Linked DNA regions of Homo sapiens: all the other regions are linked to region 1. The links are chromatin loops, found by intact Hi-C in ENCODE. Cell type or tissue: heart right ventricle. All regions are shown on one strand.

Region 1 (8,000 bases):
ACAAAAGAAAGATTTGGCCTCTCCCTGAATATGGAATAATGGGACTACAGAGCAGGAAAAGACCTAAAGGATAATTAAGAATACACCTTTCCTGGCCAGGTGCAGTGGCTCACACCTGTAATCCCAGCATTTTGGGAGGCTGAGGCGGGCGGATCACTTGAAGCCAGGGGTTCAAGACCAGCCTGGCCAACATGGTGAAACCGTGCCTCTACTAAAAATACAAAAATTACCTGGGTGTGGTGGTGCATGCCTGTAGTCCCAGCTACTCAGGAGGCTGAGGATCACTTGAACCCAGGAGGCGGAGGTTGCAGCGAGTCGGGATCACGCAACTGCACTCCAGCCTGGAAACAGAGCAAGAGTCTGTCCCAAAAAAAAAAAAACAATACACCTTTCTTTTTACCCATGTTGAATCTGAGGCCTAGGGAGTTGAGGTGACTTGACGAGCATTACATATCTGAGCAAAGCCAGCCCAGTGCCCTTTATACACTTAACCTAATGCATATGTTCTGAGAAGTCATCTAACCTAGCTATTGTTTTTAAGAATTACAAATAATATTTTAAAACTCTGGTATGTTCAAAATAAAGAGAAAGAACACAACTGAAATCCCAAAGAAAAAGACGAAATCAAATATATGTAGCATATACAGACACATACTTTATATATATATAGTAACTCTCTCTCTCTCTCTCTCTCTCTCTCTCTATATATATATATATATAAAATATTAACTGAGGTATTGATAGGAGTCAAATAGGATGTTCCTTCAAAGCCTTATTTCTCTTTATAATAATTAAACAATATAGATGAGTGTTATGTATTCAGAATTTAAAGTCAGGCTGCCTATGTGACCTAAGGGCAAGTTACTTAACCCCTGTAAGCTGGTCTGTTGCCTGTTTACTCACAGATCCATCTTTTACCCTTTCCTCTGCTCTGCTTATGCAAATCCACATCCCAGCCTCCCTTGTCAACTGGATTCCAGTCAGTTTTGGCCAATGGGAGGCAGTAGAGGGAGATTGGAGGTGGGAGAAAGAAAGAAAGAAACCATTGTTTCTCTCTGTGTCCCTCTGTTTGGGGTCAGATCTCCTCTAGATGTGGCTGAGTCTCCTCTGTGATTCTACCCCTGCTGGGCTTCCCTAACTTCTGATCTCAGGTAATGTGGCCTCCCTCTTGTATTTCCCTAGCTCTTGGGTTGTGAGTAACTCCCTGGTATTGCTAATCTTCAGGTTGTCTCACCATCCCTGTTTCCCCATCACCCATTTGAACACCTTTGTAACTTGTACTCCATATAACATATCCTCTATTTAACCCAGTATGGACTGTGTTTCTTGACTCTATAAGCCTATTTCCTAACCTGTATAAAGAGGATAGCAATAGTTATCAGCATTACACTGTTGTGGAGATTAATTACTGTACATAAAGTACATGACACATAGTGAGTGCTCAATCCATATTAGCTGATAATAGTATTTCCCATCTCTGTAGCTTAAATCACTTTAGTGCATAAGGACAAGAGTGATCAAATTCTATCCTTAGTGAGAGAGAGAACATTCCAAGAGGAAATGTTTATACACATACTCTGTTATAAATGTAGTTACTGCAGCCATTTTGTAGTTGTCAGTCAAAAAGTAATTCAGTTCATTTGTATGATCATGCTGATCAATTGAAAACCCTACCTGGACAGCAAGTTGGACTTTCAGAGGCATTGTTAATGTCCATTAACTATCTAATGTCCATCTAAGAACAGCCAAGGAAGGGCAACGATACTGCATTCCAACTCTCAATTTAATCATGTGTTAACTAGGCTGGCTATGCTTTGCTTGGGAAACAGTATATTCACATGCAAAAACATCGGTTGACCTAGTTGTCAATTGTGATAGTGTATATATTCCACTCCTGTCCCCCTACCTCTAATTTCTGCAACATTTAAAAATAGGTTGAGAATATTTTAGCTGGAAGCATCATAAGGTAGCCTGGTTAGCAAAGTGCCATGTATTTATTTCCCTACTCTCCTTTGCTCACCAACTGGGCTTGTAAAATCTCACCACTTCTCTGAGTCCTCCAATTATATATCCAGCTCCCTACTGGACAGATCCTTTTGGATAATGCATAAGCGTCGAAAACAACACATTCAAAATGGAGCATTTTATTTCTCCTGAAAATCTGGTCCTCTTTTAGCTCCCTCCATCTCAGTATATGGCGTCACAGTTCACCTAGTTTCTAAATTAGCCAGAACCCCTGGGCATCCTCCATGCTCTCCTTTCCCTCACCACCTACATCAGTCTATCACCAGGGCTTCTTGAGTCTTCACAGACCACTTCCCTTCTCCACTGCCGTTTCGAGCAAAACCAAGCAAGCTACCAGCCTCTCTTGCCGGGATTGTGACACCGCCATTCTAACTGGTCTCTGTAACTGGTCCCATGCTTTTCTCCTTCCAATCCCTTCTCCACAGAGTAGCCAAAATCACCTTTTGAAAATGTAGATCAGATTCTTTTAGTCAGCTGCCGCAAACTCCTCAATGGCTTCCTCGTACAACTAGAATAAGATACACATTCCTTTCTGAGACCTGCAAGGTCTGGCATAATCCATTCCCTTCCCAATTTTCCAGCTTCCTCTGCCCGTTCTCTTCATTCTGCTCAGCCATTGTGGCCTTGGTCAGCATCTGGGACACTTGAGGCCCTGTCCCTTTCAGGAACTTTTCATGTGCAGGTTTCCTTGGCTCCTCTCCTGGCAATCTCCTTTTGGTCCTTCAGCACTCGAGGTAAATGCCACCTCCACAAAGTAGCCCTACCTCACCACCCTGTCTAAAGCAAGCTCCTGACATTCTCTTTAAGAAACACTTGTCTTTCTGCATAGCATTAATAGCAACTCTAAGCTTCTTGTCTATCCTGTTTTTCATTGTTCCTAGCCCACAGCAGAGTGCTCAGGGCATGGTTAGTACTCAGAGAATAATAGTTGAATAAATGAGTGAATATACCAACAGAGCCCACAAGTCAAAGTCCACGCAAAATGATGGAAGGGTATTATTCTGGAACTTTCTAACCCAGTCATGGTATTTAAATCAGTGACACCTTCAAAAAACAAAAGAAAAACGGAAACAAGGCTCTGGTGCCTAGATTGTGTTCCGATCAAGTTTTATTATTTTTAGTGGATTAATTTGAGGATTGATCTTGTCCCTAGTCTGTTAATCACAGATTTCTTTAAGGAGTACCAAATTAATTTTTATGTCTTTTCATGTATTAGTCATAAGTTATGTAATACTTATTGCATTTTTAGTAGTTTGGTTAAAAGGAAAATGCACTACAGGGAGCATGAAACCCACATGCAGAAAAACGGTCCGTTTTTAGAGAATTCAAGCTTCTGATAGAGAATTAAAAACCAAACTAATATTACTGCGATAGAATCTACACGTAGGACTTTTACCTTTCCGAAATAGGAAAGTGGTTGTTCCCCCTTCCTCTGAGGGCACTTCTACCACGCTAGAGGGGGCTGTTGTACTGAGTTTACTTACTTATGTTCAGAATAATTTTTTTGTAGATCTGATGTGGCTTTCATATGGAACGATGATTTGTGCCCTTAAGCACTTTTCATATGGGTAAACCCAATTTATCTTTGGATGAATCCCTGGTCTTCATAGTCAGAAAGACCAGATATTCGGTACCTACCAAACTCCCCAAAATCCCTAAGTCAGAGGAAGCAAATCTGCCCACAGCCCACACCAGATACATTTAATCAAGGATTCCTTTGGAAAGGTTATTTTTATTATGTTGTAATACCAAGGCAGACACTGAATTTTAGCACTTATGCTTATCCTATGCCTTATTCTTTCAAGGTGGAGAAAAGAGCATTATTTTTTTTTTACATTTGCATTGTATCAACATTTGGGGAAAGTATAGATTTAGCTGTAAACTCCTGCTTGGGACCCTGCAAAACAGAGTACCCATGTCTAGGCATAATTACAGAGAAAGAGAGAGATTTGAGGATGAGAGATTGGCCACATAGTATTTTAAGGTCATGAAAGCCCACATGTGAGAGTTCACAGTATGCCAGGACATGTGATGGAAGGGCAGGATTCTGTGTGTTTTGGGTAGAGCAGAACAGAATTCAGAAATCTGGAGGAGACTGACAGATCATCATGTATTCCCAGCAATGAATTCGTCCACCCAAGGCCACACAGTCAAGATTCTAATTCAGTATTCTAAGTCCAGGTCTCTTTGACATGCAAGCTCTTCAACTTTAAAGACTACGTAGTTATTCATCATTGTGGGCAATACATGATAGCAAGCAGTTTTGTTGCTATTACTCAAATTAAAAACTAAGAGGTAAAAAAAAGTTTCAAAATAGATGAGTAGCAAAAGCTGATTACAGCACAATTGGGAGAATTCAAAAACCTTGATTCTGTGTTCTGACTATCGCCACTAAGAGGCACTCCTTCCCAGAAGAAGCAAAATGTCAGCAATGCAATAAGAAGCAGAAAGTTCATTTTTCACACTTAATTTTTTTTAATCTAGTTTAATTTTTGTACTGTGTTATCCAATAATAAACATCAGTGAATAGGGGAAAAGAGAAACTGCCTTGTGTGAGTGACAAGTGGTGTGCACTCTTCCCCTTCTTTCCTGCTGTGGATGCTGAAGATGCCCTGGAGGAGGCCCTGACGCTGCCTTCTCTTTACTCTTCCCCCAGGACTGCTCTACGTTGGCTTTAGTGCCTGCATGTTTGGTCTCTACAGCTTTATGCCAGTCGTCATAAAGAAAACCAGTGCCACTTCAGTCAACCTCTCCTTGCTCACAGCAGACTTGTACAGCCTGTTCTGTGGATTGTTTCTCTTCCACTACAAGGTAAGTTGAGTGAGTGCTCCTTTGTGAAGATGATACTTTGTAGGAAACAATGAACATGGGTAGGAATGCCTGGATGTGAAATGCCCTGATTTTGTGTAGGGAATAGTAATGTAACTGGGTGTGCTAACCTCCATGATTTAGGTATTCACATTTCAGCTATAAGACAGAGACATTTTGTCCTATGAGATCAGTAACTATGGACAATTGATAGGAAAAGATAAGAAACAGCCATAAAGGAAAGAGCTTTTGAATACTGGGGACAGCTTTCCTGATAGCATTCAGCCCAGAAGCTACTCTTTTTCCAATACGAACCTAGGAAGAGTTGTACAATTCCCAGACTACAGCTGCAAAATGGATTCTGCGAAAGGCCTTGGCAGAGTATGTTCTCTTTGGAGAAAAGACACAATTCCTGCAGTTTCTGCTTTGCAGATTTTTTTATAGCAAATATGAATGGAAAATGCTAATGCACTAGAAATAGTTTTTTTACTAAAAGATTGGGGTTTGAGTAAAGGAATGCAAAGAGATCATGTGAGGCACTTGCAGTGAATGCATCAGCCCTGAAGAAAAGAAGAAACTGTCCAGTCCAAAGATGTCAGCCTCTCAGAATGCAAAACTCTACCCGCATCTTTGCCCTAGGGAGGCATGACTAATTGATTATGGCACACTGAGGTCAGATCCTACTCCTCTTAACACCACACTCACTGCTGCCAATAACAATCAATTAGAATTGACATATGAGAAGATACCACTTGCCATTCCTTAACAAGTCCTGTAAGACAAGAGTCAACAGGGACTATGACCCAGTGTGAAACAGACCAAATATGGAATGTCCAAGCAGATAAGACCAAACTTGGATAGCTGAAAGAAGAAGAGGCAGAAGAAAAGAGACACTACTCTGGCCACTTCTAGCCAAGTTCCTCACCAGTGGTATTACAGCCACCATCCGCAGCACTCGGGGGTGGCCAGATGATGGGGCACCTTGGTAGGCAGAGCATCTTCATCCAGATGAAACAGGGTGTAGACGTTCCTGGAGCAACAATAAGCTAAAAAGAGCATGTACTTGATATGATCAGGGCAAAGCAGCTGAAGTGAATAATCAGGATTACTACTGAGAGAAGCAAAAGTCATAGCCAAGAAACCGATGCAGAAGGGCAGACACGGGTGAAAAAGAAGTTACAAACGAAGCTAGTTAGTAGCTAGGAGGATCAGAAACAGATCTGAGAGATGGTACAAGTTGAGAAAGTGGCTGTGACAGCAGACAGGAATAAAGTTCCTATTTTTCCTCCAGCTTTATTGAGGTATAACTGAGGAATAAAAATTGTACTATATACAGTATTTAAGATGTACAACATGATTTTTGGATGTATGTATACATTGTGAAATGTTCACCACAATCAAGCTAATTATATCCATCACCTCACATAGTTACCTTTTTTCTGTGTGTGTGTGTGTGTGTGTGTGTGTGTTTGTGTGTGTGTGTGGTGAGAATACTTAAGATCTACTTCCTTCGCAAATTTCAAGTACAGGTTACCACTAACTATCATCACCATGCTGTATGTTAGGTCTCCAGAACTTACTCATTTTATAACTGAAAGTTTGTACCCTCTAGCTATCATCTCTCCATTCCCCCAACAAGTTCCTATTTTATATGGAGCCTTTTGCCCAATACAGTGGCAAAACCGAGAGCTTAAAGAAAGTATCTAGGACTAGGCAATGTTTATTGTTTGCAGTTTGTTTCGTCTGTATGGAACAAGCTGCTTCCCAAGCTACCTTGGTCCTCATAAGGGTAAAAAGCAAGATCACAATATATTCCTCTCGTGCTGCTCCTAACCAGTGCTGGGAAGACCAGCTTCCTTCAAAATCCCCCTCCTCACACACCCAGTCATTTTCCAGAGCTCTGGGGAACACCTGGCTATGGGTTCATCCTCACAGCAGAGTGGCCACCAATATTCTTCTCTCCTCTTCAGTTAAGCATCCACATCTAGTCCATTACTTGGTGTGAACTCAGTTCTTAGCAATTAATCTTGTAATTTGCTTTATAAGCTCCTGAACTAGGAGAATCCCTTTAATCTTCCTTAAGGGAAGATAACCAAAATCTGTTGTTCTGCTGAGGGCTGCAGTCACTGCTTGGGCAGTTCAGACCCAGGCCAGCTCCCAGCATGCCTGAGAGCAGTGTTCTCGAAAATCTGGTTTCACTGGGGTGCTTGATAAAAATGCAGATTTTTGGGCCACACCCCTAAGCCACAGAGTCAATATCTGGAGATGTGTCTGGGGGAGTCTGGTTGGTAACATGTTCCCCCTGGCAGTCTGATGCCCTCTGAGTTTGAGAACCACTGTCTTTGATAACAGTGTACTCGAACAGTGCCTGTTCCTGTCTGGGTCTGTCCTTTCCCACACTTCCACTGATGTGGGGTTAAACCTGGGGTTCCTCAAACTTACACACATCAGGAAATGAGAGGGCTGATACGCTAATTCTCGGCAATCTATCCTCTCCTCCTGTCATTTGTATATTACTATTCATTGAGGATAAGTAACTTCGCTGAAGAGGAAACCATGTAGTAACCCCTCATTATGCCATCAGAAGGGAGGCTGTGTTATCTGAAAATTAAATTACTGTATTCACTAATTTAGAATTGTAATGGATATTTTTATTTCATACAGCAATGATTTGGGTTTTTTTTTTTTTTGGTATGGCAAAATACACATACATTTTGTTACTATTTGAAAGATAAATTTTCTTAAAGCAGGGATTGATCCAACATAGTAGTCATTTCTTCTAGTTAAAATTTATTTCTATTGCCTTTTTAAAAATTAAACTATGAATATACTTGTAGATTCACGTGCACTTTTAAGAAATAATAGAGAAAGCCCAGTTAACCCCTGTGAGCCCAAGTATCTGAGATAGGTCTCAATCAATTTGGAAAATTTATTTTGGCAAGGTTAAGGGTGCACCCGTGACACAGCCTCAGGATGTGGTGACAATATGTGCCCAAGGAGGTTGGGGAACAGCTTGCTTTTTATACATTTTAGGGAGACATAATACATCAATCAATATATGTAAGATTTACATTGATTTGATCTGGAAAGGCCAGACAACTCAAAGCAGAGGCTTCCAGGTCACAGGTTAGATTTAAACATTTTCTGATCAGCAGTTGGTTGAAAGA
Region 2 (8,000 bases), 220 kb after region 1:
AACAGAGGGAGACTCTGTCTCAAAAAAAGAAAAAAAAAAATCATACCTACATAATGAAGCTTACATTTAAAAAAAAATAATAATACTAGGTCTACAGAACTTCTAGACAGCTGAATATGTGGAAGTTCCCTCCTGAAGGGTGGCACCCCTGGAGATGGCATGGGATCTCCACATTCCTTATCTCATACCTTCCCCTATGCATCTCTTCAATCTGGCTGTTCATCTGTATCTTTTCTAATATCCTTTATAACAAATGGGTTAAGTGTAAGTAAAAAGCTTCTGAGTTTCAGCAAGTTAATCAAACCCAGGGAGGGAGTTATGTGAACTCTGATTTATAGCCAGTTGGTAAGAAGCATTTGGGACTTGAAATTGGCATCTGAAGTGGAGGGCAGTCTTGTGGTAGTGAGTCCTCAGTCTGTGGGTTCTGACGCTATCTCTACACATACAGTGTCAGGATTAAATTAGAAGACAGACACCCAGATGGTGTCTGCTGAAGAATATGCAGAACTGACTGCCTGGTGTGTAGGGAAACAAATACCATACATGTGGTGCAGAAGTACTGTGCTGAGTGGAGAGTAGAGTGGGAAAAATGCATCTTTGGTTTTTCCTATATCACTACAGCGGCTTTACTCATAATTGCCAAAACTTGGAAATTATCAAGATGCCCTTCAGTAGGTGAAGGCTGTGCATGTGTGGGGATATGGAGGATATGGGAAATCTTGGTACTTCCCATTTAATTTTGTAGTCAGCCTAAAACTGCTCTAAAAAATAAAATTCATAAATTTTCAAAAAGTTATCACAGGTGGGGCCAGGCGCGGTGGCTCACACCTGTAATCCCAGCACTTTGGCGGGACTAAGGCAGGCAGATCATGAAGTCAGGAGTTCAAGACCAGCCTGGCCAACATGTTGAAACCCCGTCTCTAATAAAAATACAAAAATTAGCTGTGTGTGGTGACACGCGCCTGTAATCCCAGCTACTCAGGAGGCTGAGGCAGGAGAATTGCTTGAACCCAGGAGGCGGAGGTTGCAGTGAGCCAAGATCACGTCACTGTACTCAAAAAAAAAAAAAAAAAAAAAAAAAAAAAGTTAACACAGATGCTTCTACTATAATACAAATATATGCATTCCTGGAAAACCACTGGAAAATCATGCACTAAACTGTGATATACCCAGAAAGCGGAACATTATTCAGTAATAAAGAAAAATGAACTATCAAGCCATGAAAAGATATAGAGGAAACTTAAATGCATACTACTAAGTGAAAGAAGCCAGTTTAAAAAGAAATGGTTTGAATAGTATGTACTATATGATTCCAATTACATAACATTCTGGGAAAGGCAAAACTATAGAGACCATAACAAGTTCAGTGGTTGCTAGGGGTCCAATGGGTTGAACAGGCAGAGCACAGAAAATTTCTAGGGCAGTGAAACTACTCTGCATGATACGATAATGGTGGATACATGTCATTACTAATTTGTCAAAACCCTTAGATTGCACAACACCAGGAGTGATCCTAATATAAACTATTGGTTTTTGAGTGTTAATGGTGTGTCAATATAGGTTCACTAATTATAAATAATGTACCCTAAGGTACAAAACATTGATAGTGGGGGAGGTTGAGCACGTGTGAAGATATGGAGGATATGGGAGATCTTGGTACTTCCCATTCAATTTTGTAGTAAATGTAAAACTGCTCTAAAAAGTAAAGTTAATAAATTTTTAAAAAGTTAACACAGGTGCTTCTACTATAATGCAATATAGACATTCCTGGAAAATCATGCACTAAAAATAATAGGGCGTATGGAACGAATAGGATTAAAAACACTCAATTCAAACTGATGCAATTTTAACTAGTGCACTAACAAAAACAGTGACTCAGGAGATAACTTGGACAGTCTGAACAGGTGGTCACAGTGATATTTTAAAACCACATACACACACAGTCAAAATGCTGGCGGTACTTTAATTAGAGGTCTGGTGAGTGTTCAGATGATATAGGTGGACTCTGTGATATAGGGCTTGCCGTGCAGGTGGAGTAGGAGGGAGCATAACCTGGCGTGAACTGAAAGTCTATAAAGAAGGAAGTGCACTTCTCAAGGAAGAGCACCCAAAGGGCAGGTACTCTTTTACAATTTTCTTATGTAAGTTGGAAAAAGCTTCTGCTAATGTAGTAGGTAACCCTAAGCCTTTTGCTTTGCTGGCCAAATATTTTAATTTTATTCACCATATTCTAACTCCCCTTGCCTGGGGAGTTGGTGGGGGAAAGCACTTATGAACCAATCTAGAAAACTAAGCAGACATCATTCTCCTATTTACCAATTGTGTATGAGCAAATTTGCACCATAGAAATGTGTTTTGTAGCAAGACAAGCTGTAGTTGAAACTCTATGTGAACTTAATCATATAGAAAAACAAAAATCTGAGGTCAGATGTTTTAATTTCTACATTTAGTAACATCTTTTCAACCTTTATCTGCCTTCTCTGACTTTTATACAACGGTTCCCTTTCTATGGAAAAACACTTGCTTGCTTTCCTTTCTAGAACAACTCCCTCAGGCTCCTTCACAAGTTGTGCTCTTCTGCTACCTTCTAAAATGCTGCTGTTTCCTGTTTCTAGTTCTGGATCCCATTTTCCTCTCATTGCACAAATCCTCCCTTGGAATACCTGATCATGCCCAAGGCTTTAATAACCACCCACCTAGACTGACAACACCTAAATCTCTTATCTCTGGCTCAGACCTGCACCCACAAATATTACCCTCATTCTTCACTCAACCCCAAATTTACAATGTGTAAGTTTAACTCACTATTTTTCTCCTCTAAACAGATCCTTAACATAGTAATCTCTATAAACCAATCAATTGTTGCTGTATGAAATTAGGCAATCATTCTCTCACCACATTAAATATGTCATTAAATCTGGCCCATTTTACCATGGCTTGGTCATACAGATGTTTAATCAACAGTCTTCTTCTCATTCTGACCACTACAGATAAAATTCAAATGTTCACATAACTTTTGGACTATTGAGACAGCTTCCTGACTGGTTTCCCTGCCTCCAATAACATCTACCTTAAATCCAATCTCTATTATGCCATCAGAGTAACCAAACTAGGATACTTTGGAGGTGAAAGATGGCACTATTAATAAATTTATAAGCACAGCAGGCATAAACTGGGCCAGCCCTAAGCAAACCTTTACACCTCAGGTCATTGATATCACTCGGCCCTTGCTTACCTCTTCAACCACATATCTACCACTACCTTTCTCTCACATTACATTTCATCCACACAGAATAATTTGTAGTTTTCCAAATGCATTATATTTCTCATCATTCCTTTAAGCTTCTCCATATGCCATACACTATGCCTCAAAACACTATTCCTTCACCCCCTTCACCTGGCTCAATTCATTTAGTTCATCAGGTTCTCAAACTAGATTATCACTTCCTACAGGAAGCCTGGCCAGGCTTTTGGAAGATTAGCTTCTATGTTCATAGCTGGGGTTCCCACAGCACTTCATACATAAACCCTGTGCGAATCAACACACTGCAACTATCTCTTGTCTGTGTTCTCCATTAGACTACACATTCCTTGAGGGCAAAACCAGCTTCATTCACATTTCTATTGCTACAGCATAAATGGAACCTTATCCATAGTTAAGATAAACAATTTTTAAGGAAATGGATAAATATATTTTTTGGTATACTCTCTCTGTAGGGTTTAAGTTCCATAAAGGCAGAAACCATTCTTTGCTTTTGTGTTCCCAGAATTTAACACATTAGATGTTTAATGTTTTGTTGAGGAGGCTCATTTGCAAAGGTGGGATTCATTTTATTAAATGTTCATTAGTACAGACTTGGTGGTGGAAACAAACCAATTGAAGAAAAAATAGAAAAAAATGATATAAATGGAAAGAAAAAGAATAAAATGGAAAGAAAAGAAATGATGCAACAATGAAACTTAATAATAGTAACTATTATTTGGTTGATCTTTCCAAGGTACACATATATACAGAAAGAAGAGACCTCTTTCTTCTCCAATTTAAGTAAAGAAAAAGGGTCCTTCATATTTGGTTTATTCCACAAAGTCCTGTTAACCACAGATGGAAATTTAGGTATAAATGGAAATACAAACTATTCCTTGGCTCTACCAATCTACCATTAGAACTATCCAGAAAGTTTGGATTTTAGAATAAAGACATGGTTCTCATTCTCTACCTATGAGACTGAGTGATATCTACTTCTAAGGTCATCTTAATTGTAAGGTTAGTCAAATTTTTAATAAGAAAATAGAAGTTACTTATTAAGAGTATGTTTTCCATCTATAAATTCATTTAAAAATGTTACTTTTATTTTACTGACTTATTTACTCTAGAATACACATTAATTTCAATAATTATTATTAAAAGCATAATTTTCTTTGTCTAGTGTCTATAGAATTAGGATGAATATGTTATGGATCAGAAAAATGTACCTATACAAAATGCTATGCATAAAAAATTACATCATTCAAAGATCCAAAGTTAAAAAAATCCTTCGCTAAAGAAATATTTTATTACTCTATCTGCTGTTTCTTCTAACCCTCACCATTTTATTGGCTCTCTGTATCTATCCATTGATAGAAGTTTATCTTATATATTTATCATACCCATTTAGTATTAAGATTTTCCTTGTATTCTCTTTTACAAATTGCTCTCATCTTTTAAAATCAGATTTCTCAATAATATTTCAATTCCTCACATACTTCAAAATCCTACTAATATTTTTAACAACCCCTTTTACATATCCTTCCAAATACTAATATTTTTATTTGTCCTTGCACGCTGGCTTGGAGAGCCCTCTACTGGCCTGATGCTGTGTCAAAAGAACATTTGCTTCATCCTTCAGATACCTATTTTTTACATGCTTTCGATAATATGATAATTATATAATTAAAGCCTTTATTCCGAATGACAGAATGTTAAAGAGAAATTGAACAATTCTACTAAAATGCTGTTACCAAAGCAAGATACACTACTTCCATAGTATAGAAATACCATTTTCAAATAACTGTACATTATTCTCAGTACTCATTATAAAGCCTTGCTATCATGTGACAGAAGTCCAAGATGAGACCAAATTATAACATGATGTATTCATAACTAAAGTATAAAAGGCAAGTTGGAGTCTCTATGTTAAATGCCTCTGGCCTCAAGAAAATCTGATAGTTATTTTCTCATCAATATTTCCTGATTTTAATATACCAATGTCTCTAGTATTTATAAATATCACATTTGAAGATATGATGAAGGAAACAATTCCACTTAACTTAAAATCTAGGAATAAAGGCCGTAATGAAGAGAACAACAATAACAACATCCACAAATAGAAGTATATACCACCACAAAGTTATCAGGCCTCACTTTAGATCCCAATAAGTACGCCAACAGTCTTTTTCTTTGGGAAATAAACCAATATAAAGTTTATATAAAAATAAACATGCAAACAAGTTTTAAAGGAAGCTCTTTTTAAAACTGAGTAATAATTAAGGAAAGTAGCCATTCCAGTCATATAAATTTTGTTAACGGGCCTCATAGACTCTATATCTGTGTTCCAATTAGACTATACTCTCCTTATGGGCAAAATTAACCTCATTTACATTTCTATTCATATGGCGTAGACACTGTCTTACCTACAGTGAATACAAATAAATTTAGAAGGAATAGACAAACTTGTTTTCCTATATGGTCTCTCCCTCTGTAAGTTTTGAGATCCATGAAAGCAGGAACTATTTTTCACTTTTGTGACATCAGAATTTAACACAGTGGATGTTATGTCACTGTTTGGTTAAATAGGCTCATTTGTAAAGGTGAGATTCATTTATAAAATACTCATTAGAATCAGACCTCATTGTAGAAAAAATTACATAGAGGAAAAGGAAATAATAATATAAACAAAATATTGAGACAAAATTGGAAAATTTATTTTCAAATTAAATTATAGACAAAAAGCTAATTTCCTTTATATATACAGGGCTCCAAAAAACAATAAGCAAAAACCTACAACCTAACATAAAAAATGATCAAAGGATATGAAAAGAAATGTGAATGGGCCCTTAAATTTATAAAAAGAAATATAACATCACTCTTAAGAGAAATACATATTAAAACCATATGACCATAAGGAGATAAATCTCCCCTTTCTTTTATATAGACCTACTAGAAGGGCAAAAATCCAAGTTTAATAACACACTCTGTTAGCATGGCTGGGAGTTGGGGAGTGGGACGGTGAGAGTTCTTATACACTGCTCTCCTAAAGAGCAATTTGACAGTATCAGTAAAAATCACAAACTCAATACCTAGAAATTTCACTTCTGGAAATGTAACTTACAAGAATATCTGCATATGAGCAAAACAGTATTTATAAAAGGTTATTCTTTACAGCATCATTTACAATAACCCTAAACTGAAAACAACTCAAATTTTGATGAGTAGGGGGCAGGTAGAATAAATTATGCTATCTCCATAAAACAGAAGATCGTGTAACTGCAAAAGCAAGGGAAAGGGGTGTTATCTAGGTAATGATAGAGAAATAATCACTGTGTGTTATATAATTGTATATAACATTTAAAAAAAAGCAAGGTGCCAGATAATGTACATATTCTTATATTTTTTTAAATGCAGAAGAAGGATAAAACACACTTATATCTGCTTGTGATATGCATCAACTCTGGAAGGGATACACCAGAAACTGACAACAGTAGTTCCTGTATGTGTGTGGAGAGGGGTGTGCAATCTGGACAGATGGAAGGCTGTAGTTGGACACTCTTTGCCACACATATAAATAAATATAAATCATGTGAATACATTATTAAGTTGATTTAAAATGTCCTTATATTACAAGGTAAGTATATTATTAACACAAGCTTTACTACTAAAACAGCTACAAAATCCTCTGTAATCTTACCTGCAAACTAGCCACATAAGAATCCTCACAATTTACATAATGTCCTAACATGGCATGTTGAGCCCGTAATTCATTATCCCTTATCCTCTCATGCAGGTGGGTAATTTGTTGCTTCTGCCTGCAAAACATAAATTAAGGTCACATTATGAGTTATAATTTTCTAATAGTTAGAAGAACCTTAAGGAGCTTATTCCTCTTAGATTCCTTTAATATTCCTCTTAGATTCTAACAGTCACACCTTGCTTTCTTCAACAACTCATAGCTTGCTTTAAGCAAGTTATTTAATTTCTGTAAATATGTATGCTTAGAAATTTTAAAACTGTTTTGTGCCAGGCATGATGCTAAGAGCTTTGTATGCAGTATCTCTCATCTTCAAAAATTTATTAACTCTCATGATGAAGTTTTGAAGGAGAGAGCTTTTAAAGAATAATAAAGATAGTATGAGTAAACAAATAGCTTGATGTTTTCCAAAATTACTTACAAAGTAACTTTTGGAACAAGTAAGTTGTATGTTTCAGGTTGCATCAAAAGACCTTGTTCTACTCAGGATGATTTCTAAAATTTGCTAACCTTTAAGAAAATCCACATATAAAACATTAAATAGGAGATAAGTCAGGAGAGATTCGTCATATAACACTTTTCAAATAATTTAAAGCTTTACAAGAAAGAAAAAAAAAAAAACCCTTCCTTTTCCAGCCAAGGTGCAGTAGCAGGCAGGGACTAGTTTTGCCCTCATGCCTGAAACAATTTTTTAAAAAAGACAAAATATAGGAAGTGAAGACTCTCAAGGCATTGGGCCACCAGGCAATTAAGAACAGTAATCTCTTAGAGATAGGTAACTAATGAGGTGGGCCCTATGACTGACTGCACTTCCTGCTGAGAGAGTTTTCAAGCCCCAGCACAGGAATGGTGGTCTCCCTGAATTGAAGACACAAAGCTGAGAATCTGGAGAAACCAAGGCAGCTGTAGTTAGTTCACAGTACTCGATAACCCTTGGGCACTCGGTTGAATACTAATTAATACAGGCATGAGGAAGCTACCGACGGTGTGTGTAGA
Region 3 (8,000 bases), 340 kb after region 1:
ATGGACCGAGAGGAACAGGCCAAAAGGGAAAAGCAAGATAAGAGAAAGACCGCAGCCTTGGTCATGGCTCTCAGACAAGCAAACATTGGAGGTTCAGAAAGGACAAAAAATGGAGCAGGACAATCACCTGGTAGGGCTTGTGATCACTGTGGTTTGCAAAGACACTTTAAAAAAGATTGTCCAACAAAAAACAAACTGCCCCCTTGCCCACGTCCAATATGCCAAGGAAACCATTGGAAGGCATGCTGCCCCAGATGATGAAGGCTCTCTGGGCCAGAAGCCCCCAGCCAGATGATTCAGCAAGAGGACTGAGGGTGCCTGGGGCAAGCGCCAGCTCATATCACCCTCACAGAGCCCCGGGTAAGCTCAACCATTAAGAACCAGGAAATCGATTTCCTCCTGGACACCAGCACGGTCTTCTCAGTGTTAATCTCCTGCCCTAGACAGTTATCCTCAAGATCCATTACCATCCAAGGAATCCTAGGACAGCCTGTAACCAGGTATTTCTCCCACCTCCTCAGCTGCAACTGGGAGACCTTGCTCTTTTCACGTCTTTCTTATCATGCCTGAAAGTCCCACACCCTTATTAAGGAGGGACATATTATCCAAAGCTGGAGCTATTAACTACACGAATACGGGGGACAAATTACCCATTTGTTGTCCCTTACTTGAGGAGGGAATCGACCCTGAAGTCTGGGCAATGGAAGGACAATTCGGTAGGGCAAAAAATGCCTGTCCAGTTCAAATTAGGCTAAAAGACCCCACCACTTTTCCTTATCAAAGGCAATATCCCCTATGGCCTGAAGCTCATAAAGGACCAGAGGATATTATTAGGCATTTAAAAGCTCAAGGCTTAGTGAGAAAATGGGACAGTCCCTGCAACACCCCAATCCTACGAGTACAAAAACCAAATGGTCAGTGGAGACCAGTGCAAGACCTCAGAATCATCAATGAGGCAGTAATTCCTTTATATGCTGCTGTACCCAACCCCTAAGCCCCGCTCTCTCAGATACCAGAGGAAGCAGAACGGTTCACTGTTCTGGACCTCAAGGATGCCTTCTCCTGCATTCCCCAGCACACTGACTCCCAGTTCCTCTTTGCCTTTGAGGATCCTACAGACCACACATCCCGACTTTCGTGGATGGTCCTGCCCCAGGGGTTTAGGGATAGCCCTCATCTGTTTGGTCAGGCACTGGCCCAAGACCTAGGCCAATTCTCAAGTCCAGGCACTCTAGTCCTCCAATACGCAGATGACTTACTTTGGGCTACCAGTTTGGAAGCCTCACATCAACAGACTACTCTAGATCTCTTGAATTTTCTAGCTAATCGAGGGTACAAGGTATTTAAGTCAGAGGCCCAGCTCTGCCAACAACAAATTAAATATCTAGGCTTAAACCTAGCCGAAAGAACTAGGGCCCTCAGCAAAGAACAAATTGAGCCTATACTGGCTTATCCTCGCCCTAAGACATTGAAACAGTTGCAGGGATTCCTTGGAATCGCCGGCTTTTGCCAACTGTGAATCCCTGGATACAGTGAGAAGGCCAAGCCACTCTATATTCTGATAAAGGAGACCCAGAGGGCAAATAACTCATCTAGTAGAATGGGAATCAGAGGCGGAAACAGCCTTCAAAACTTTATAACAGACCCTAGTACATGCTCCAGCCCTAAGCCTTCCCACGGGACAAAATTTATCTTTATATGTCACAGAGAGACCAGGAATAGCTCTTGGAGTTCTAAGTCAGACCCGTGGGATAGCCCTACAACCAGGGGCATACCTAAGTAAGGAAACTAATGTAGTAGCAAAAGGCTGGCCTCACTGTTTATGGGTGGTTGCAGCAGCGGCCATCTTAGTATCAGAGACTATCAAAATAATACAAGGAAAGGATCTCACTGTCTGGACTACTCATGATGTAAGTGGCATATTAAATGCTAAAGGAAGTTTGTGGCTCTCAGATAACCACCTACTCAAATACCAGGCACTAATCCTTGAAGGATCAGTGTTTCAAATATGCACATGTGCAGCCCTCAACTCTGCCACTTTTCTCCCAGAGGATGGGGAGCCAATTGAGCATAACTGCCACCAAATTATTGCCCAGACTTATGCCGCCTGGGAGGATCTCTTAGAAGTTCCTTTAACTAACCCTGACCTTAACCTGTATACTGATAGAAGTTCATTTAGGTACAAAGGGCAGGCTATGCCATAGTTAGCAATGCAACAGTACTTGAGAGTAAGCCTCTTCCCCCAGGGACCAGCACCCAGTTAGCAGAACTCGTGGCACTTACCTGAGCCTTAGAACTGGGAGAAGGAAAAAGAATAAATGTGTATACAGATAGCAGATATGCTTATCTAGTTCTACATGCCCATGCTGCAATATGGAAAGAGAGGGAGTTTATAACCTCTCAGGGGACACCCATTAAGTACCACAAGGAAATCATGAAATTACTGCACGCAGTGCAGAAACCCAAGAAGGCGGCAGTCTTACACTGCCGGGGTCATCAAAAAGATGAAGGAGAAGCAGCAGAAGGAAACTGCCGAGGAGATGCTGAGGCCAAAACTGCTGCTAAGCAGGACTTCCCTTTAGAAGTGCCCATGGAAGGACCCTTAGTATGGAGCAACCCCCTCCAGGAGGTTAAGCCCCAGTATTCCCCAAGCGAAACAGAATGGGGACTCTCATGGGGGCATAGTTTTCTCCCCTCAGGGTGGTTAGCGACAGAAGAGGGAAAGGTGCTCATACCTGAAGCCAGCCAGTGGAAAATACTTAAGACCCTCCAACAAACCTTTCATACAGGTTTTGAAAGTACCCGTAAGATGGCCAAATCCCTATTTACAGGGCCAAACCTTCTCCAAACTATGCGGCAGGTAGTCAAGGCCTGGGAGATGTGCCAAAGAAATAATCCCTTGGTCCATCATAAGGCCCCTCTGGGGGAACAAAGAATAGGGCACTATCCTGTAGAGGACTGGCAGTTAAACTTCACCCACATGCCTAAGTCAAGAGGATTTCAATACTTGTTGGTCTATGTTGATACCTTTACAAAGTGGGTGGAAGCCTTCCCCTGCACAACAGAGAAGGCCCAAGAAGTAGTTAAAATCTTACTTCATGAAATAATTCCTATATTCGGACTTCCCCCAAAGCTTACAGAGCAACAATGGTCCAGCTTTTAAAGCTACAATAACTCAAGGAATTTCCAAGGCACTAGGAATACAATATCACCTTCACTGTGCCTGGAGACCACAATCCTCAGGGAAAGTCGAAAAGGCAAATGAAACACTAAAGAGGCATTTGAGAAAGTATCTCCCATGGCCACTCTCTTGCCCATGGCCTTGTTAAGAATCCGAAATTCCCCTGGAAATTTGATCCAAAATCAAAGGGGGCTCAGTCCATATGAAATGCTGTATGGATGGCCTTTTCTCACAAATGACCTCCTGCTCAATCAGGAAACGGCCAATTTGGTCAAAGATATAATAACTTCTCTAGCAAAGTATCAACAAAACCTTAAAACTTTACCCAAAGGGTATGACAGGAGAAAAGGGATAGAGCTGTTCCAACCAGAAGATCTAGTAGTGGTCAAGTCCCTCCCCTCTACCTTCCCATCTATGGATCCCTTGTGGGAGGGACCATACTCAGTAATCCTCTCTATCCCCACTGAGGTTAAGGTGGCAGGAGTGGAATCCTGGATTCACCACACCCGAGTTAAACCTTGGACACCCCTTGAGGAACTTACAGGACTATCAGCTCAGGAGTCTGAAGATCAGCCAGACCAGCCTTGATACACCTGTGACCCACTTGAGGCCCTGCTTCTCCTATTTCGGAAGGAAGCATCCCAGGCTAAAAAGACTCCTGCAGTTAATCCTAAAGAAGAAAAACTCATCTCTACCTAATAGAGGATAAGCAGAAAGCCTACATGGATCTTTGACATCTCTCCTTGCTCTCTTTAATGGAGTCCTTATACTGTTTCATCATATTAAACAGTATACTAACCATACCCTTTGCAGTAGGATTATATACTGTAGCTCCTGCCAGGACAAAAATCCTGACCACATCAACCTTTTTTCTATCGTCCTTCCTTTTAACAATTTACTCCTTCTTCCCTCCTCCTTTCTACTACCGCTCCACCTACAGAGCACCATGACTCCCTTTATAAGGATCTCCTAAGCTTCTTTTAACTCTCCTAAGTATTCTTTCTGCCACCTCTTCATCCCTCCCCAACTGCACTTGCTTCTCTAGTGCATACTCTCCTCCCCTTCCCAGAAACACTGATGTAGTCTACTTCGAAAGGATATTGTTTAAAACTAAATCAGGGTTTACTACCCACACCTATATGAGAAAGGAATGTTATAGTGCTGCTTCTCTCTGCTCCCACAATGGCCATACATATCACCAAGGACAAATGACCCAGTCCAACTGTCCCGATGCCCTAGGGACTACCCAATGTTGGACATATTACACCCATGTGGGTATAACTGATGAGAGAGGTGTCCAGGATAAAGCCAAAAACAACATGTCCAACAAGTAATTAAAAACTTGATCCAACCATCTAACACTCCAAGTCCATATAAGAAACTAGACCTTTCCGGGTTACAAAAGACTCTTGACTCTCATTCCCATCTCTAGAGTCTATTTAACACCACATTCACAGGAATGCAGGAGGCCTCTCCTAACAATCCAACTAACTACTGGATGTGTCTTCCCTTGCGTTTCCAACCACATGTCCCAGTAGTCCCTGTCCCAGGACATTGGAACCTATCCACCTCAGTCCTAAACACCACCGGGATAATTGGCTCCCCAGTCACCAATCTGCCAGCCACACAGGCCTCAAATCTCACATGTATAAATTTTAGCATGACTCCCAATAGAAACATCTCCCAAAGTCAATCCTGGATACCAGTGACCTCAGGTTTCACCTGTCTAACTCCAGACATCTTTTTCATCCGTGCTAACATAGCTTATTGATGTCTAAAGGGCACCCCAAAAGAGTTATGCTTTCTCTCATTTCTAGCACCCCCATGTCCATTTATACCGAACAAGAGTTGGAAAGTCTCCTTATACCCCAGTCCCGCCACGCCCGAGCGCCTATTCTCCCTTTTATGGTAGGAGCCAGAATACTGGGTGGGCTTGGGACAGGAATTGGAGGTATAACCTCCTTCACCCAATTCTATTATAAAATATCACAAGAATTAAATGATGATATGGAATGGGTTGCCAATTCCCTGATGACCCTACAAAGCCAGCTTAATTCTCTGACTGGGGTGGCCCTCCAAAAACGAAGGGCCCTAGACTTACTAACAGCTAAAAGAAGAAGAACCTGCCTCTTCTTAGGAGAAGAATGTTGCTACTTTGTCAACCAGTCAGGAATTATTGCCGAAAAAGTCCAGGAGCTAAGGGAATGAAGAGAACGTAGAAAGAGTGAACTCCAACTCTCAGGACCCTGGAGTATATTTAACCAATGAGTACCTTGGCTTCTCCCCTTTCTAGGCCCTGTAACAGCCATCTTGCTATCACTCGCCTTCGGTCCCTGTATTTTTAACCTCCTTGTCAAATTTATTTCCTCTAGGATAAAGGCCATCAAGCTACAAATGGCCTTACAAATGGAACCTCAAATGAATTTAACTCAAGCTTCTACCGAGGACCCCAGGATCAGCCCACTGGTCTCTTAACTGGCCTAGAAAGTTCCCCTCTGGAGGACAATACAACAGCAGGGCCCCATCGTCGCCCCTAACCAGCAGGAAGTAGCTAGAGCAGTCATCGCCCAGTTCCCAACAGCAGTTGGGGTGTCCTGTTTAGAGGGGGGACTGAGAGGTGATGCCAGCTGAGCTTCCTGGGTTGAGTAGGGGCTTGGAAAGCTGTAAAACTCACTCATTTCCTGCATCAGGACTTACTTCAGTTCTGGATAAATAATACTGAGGATATATGCTTAAAATATTCCTAACACCAGGATTTGCTTATATGTTTTCTTCCCAAGAAAGCTATAAACAGCGAGAATTTTAGCTGTAAGTTTTCCTGTATGCCCCACTCCTCCCCTGCCAAAACCAGAGTTAAAGAAAAGATTAACTGCCCATTTTTCTGTGATCAGCGGACCTTATCTATCCTCCCAATTCCTTATGAACATAGTTCGTTAAGTTCTATAAGATCCTCTTTTTCTTGCTGTACAGCTCCAAGGCCACAAAACGAGTAAGCATAAGTCGCAATTTCAGATTTTCTCAAAATCTAAGGCATGTCACAAAATAATTTACTGCCTTTGTTTCTTGCTCCTGTAACATTCTTCCCGCCTCACGTATCTCCCGCCTTAAAGAGTTTAAAAGGCAATCACCCAAGCTAGCAGTGGCAACCCATTTGGGACCCCTTCCACACTGTAGAAGCTTTGTACTTTCACTCTGCTCAATAAAACCTACAGCTCACTCTCTCTCTCAGTCCAAGTCTCTGTCACTCGCCGCAGTCAGCCTCCACACCAATTCTTTGGCGTGGCTAGGCACAGAACCTTGGGTGTTACAAAAGGATAAAAAGACAAGATACAGAGTGCAAGAAAATATTTGCAAACAATGTATCAAACAGAGTAGTATCTAAAATATATAAAGAACTCTCAAACTCAACAGTAAAGAAGAAAACTTCTGGGCACAGTGGCTCATGCCTGTAATCCCAGCAGTTTGAGAGGCCAAGGTGGGTGGATCACTTGAGGCCAGGAGTTCAAGAACAACCTGGCCAAAAGGTGAAACCCCATCTCTACTAAAAATAGAAAAATTAGCCAGGCATGGTGGTGGGTGCCTGTAATCCCAGCTACTCAGGAGGCTGAGGCAGGAGAATCACTTGAACCTGGGAGGCAGAGGTTACAGTGAGACAAAATCCCGCCACCGCACTCCTGCCTGGACAACAGAGCAAGACTCCATCTCAAAAAAAAAAAAAAAAAAAAGGAAACAATACAATTAAAACACAGGTAAAAGGCATGAAGAGACATTTCACTGAAGAAAAAAGAAAACAGACAAGTGGGAAAATAAGCATATGAAAAACTGGTCAACATTACAGTGATTAAGACCTGGTTTTCAGGCCAGCATGTGAGAAGCCTGAAAGTCATTATCTAACAAGTAAAAAGCTGAACAAAGTGAAAAAGCAACAACTCTTCTTAGATCCCAAAGAGAACTGAGGTCACAGTGCAAACAGCTGCTCCCAAAACAGAAGAGAGCAACATGGCAAATGCATAGAATACTTATTAGAGCTTGAAACTTGTGTGGGACACAGCACCTAGGTGGGAAAACTTGAATTGTATTAATTGCTGGAGGCTGAGTATGAAGAAGTCTGAGAGTTAAAAATTCCAAAACGACCCCGTCATAGGGAGACTACCAGACTTTTACGAGTTTTACTTCCAGGAGTTTGACCTGGTTCTCACAGTAAGTATCAGAGAAAAATCCCCTCATGACTCCAGAAAAGGGAAGATAAAAGGGTCCATTTTGAAATATACCAGAACATTCTATTCTTAATAAGGTCTGCCCTCAGGAGAAACTATTTAACCAGAGCCTAAACTCTTTGTAGTTTTAACAGAGCCTAACTTACCTTGGGGAAGAGAAATAACCAACTCCAGTCAATTCTAGTCTTCCGGGTGGTTAAAGGGAAATACCCAACTAAAGCTCCCTGTAGCCATCCTGTCCCACTCAAGTTAGTAAAAACAGAAAAAAACTGAGAAGCATCTGTGAAGTTACAACCCAGGGGCACCGGCTCACTAAAACACTGAGGCCAAATCGTAGGACACTTCCCCTCCCCACACACCTTACCACCACATTACTAAAGGTCTGCTCACCAGTTTCTTTTACCCAGTATATCACGATCAGCTTTCAAAAAATAAAAATAAAAAGTACAAGGCATACTGTAAGACAAAAAAAAAATAGTTTGAAGAAATAGAGCAAGCTTCAGGACTAGACTCAAACACGGCAGGGATATTGGAATTACTAGACCAGGAATTTAAAACAACTATGATAAATAGGGTAAAGGCTTTAATTGAAAAAGTAGACA

The links. Hi-C counts contacts between places; a loop is a spot of excess contacts. Peaks named below come from ENCODE experiments on the same cell type or tissue, not always from the same donor. Only the 100,000 strongest peaks of a DNase experiment are listed, where the experiment ranks them.
Region 2: a loop joins it to region 1, with 7 times the contacts of the local background. A loop is called at or near these places in 73 of 110 quality-filtered maps.
Region 3: it touches region 1 in a loop (4-fold over the local background); 63 of 110 quality-filtered maps call a loop at or near these places.

Annotation. Positions count from the first base shown.
Region 1 is chr6:118,280,503-118,288,502 of GRCh38, forward strand. It overlaps SLC35F1 (solute carrier family 35 member F1), which reads left to right. Exons shown (of 8, transcript NM_001029858.4): 7 at 4,682-4,836. Among named protein-coding and RNA genes, the nearest start is that of PLN, 260 kb to the right of the region's middle. In heart right ventricle, CTCF peaks have their summits at 3,471, 4,427, 4,627, 5,832 and 1 weaker place; a DNase peak (open chromatin) is centred at 3,480; H3K4me3 peaks cover 4,107 bases; H3K27ac peaks cover 4,183 bases.
Region 2 is chr6:118,504,354-118,512,353 of GRCh38, forward strand. It overlaps CEP85L (centrosomal protein 85L), which reads right to left. Exons shown (of 13, transcript NM_001042475.3): 5 at 6,945-7,062. Among named protein-coding and RNA genes, the nearest start is that of PLN, 40 kb to the right of the region's middle. In heart right ventricle, a CTCF peak has its summit at 4,843 (motif pointing left); a DNase peak (open chromatin) is centred at 4,835; H3K4me3 peaks cover 1,490 bases; H3K27ac peaks cover 7,736 bases.
Region 3 is chr6:118,620,313-118,628,312 of GRCh38, forward strand. All of the region lies in intron 2 of CEP85L (centrosomal protein 85L), which reads right to left. Among named protein-coding and RNA genes, the nearest start is that of CEP85L, 27 kb to the right of the region's middle. In heart right ventricle, no CTCF peak of the experiment used is centred here; no DNase peak of the experiment used is centred here; H3K27ac peaks cover 533 bases.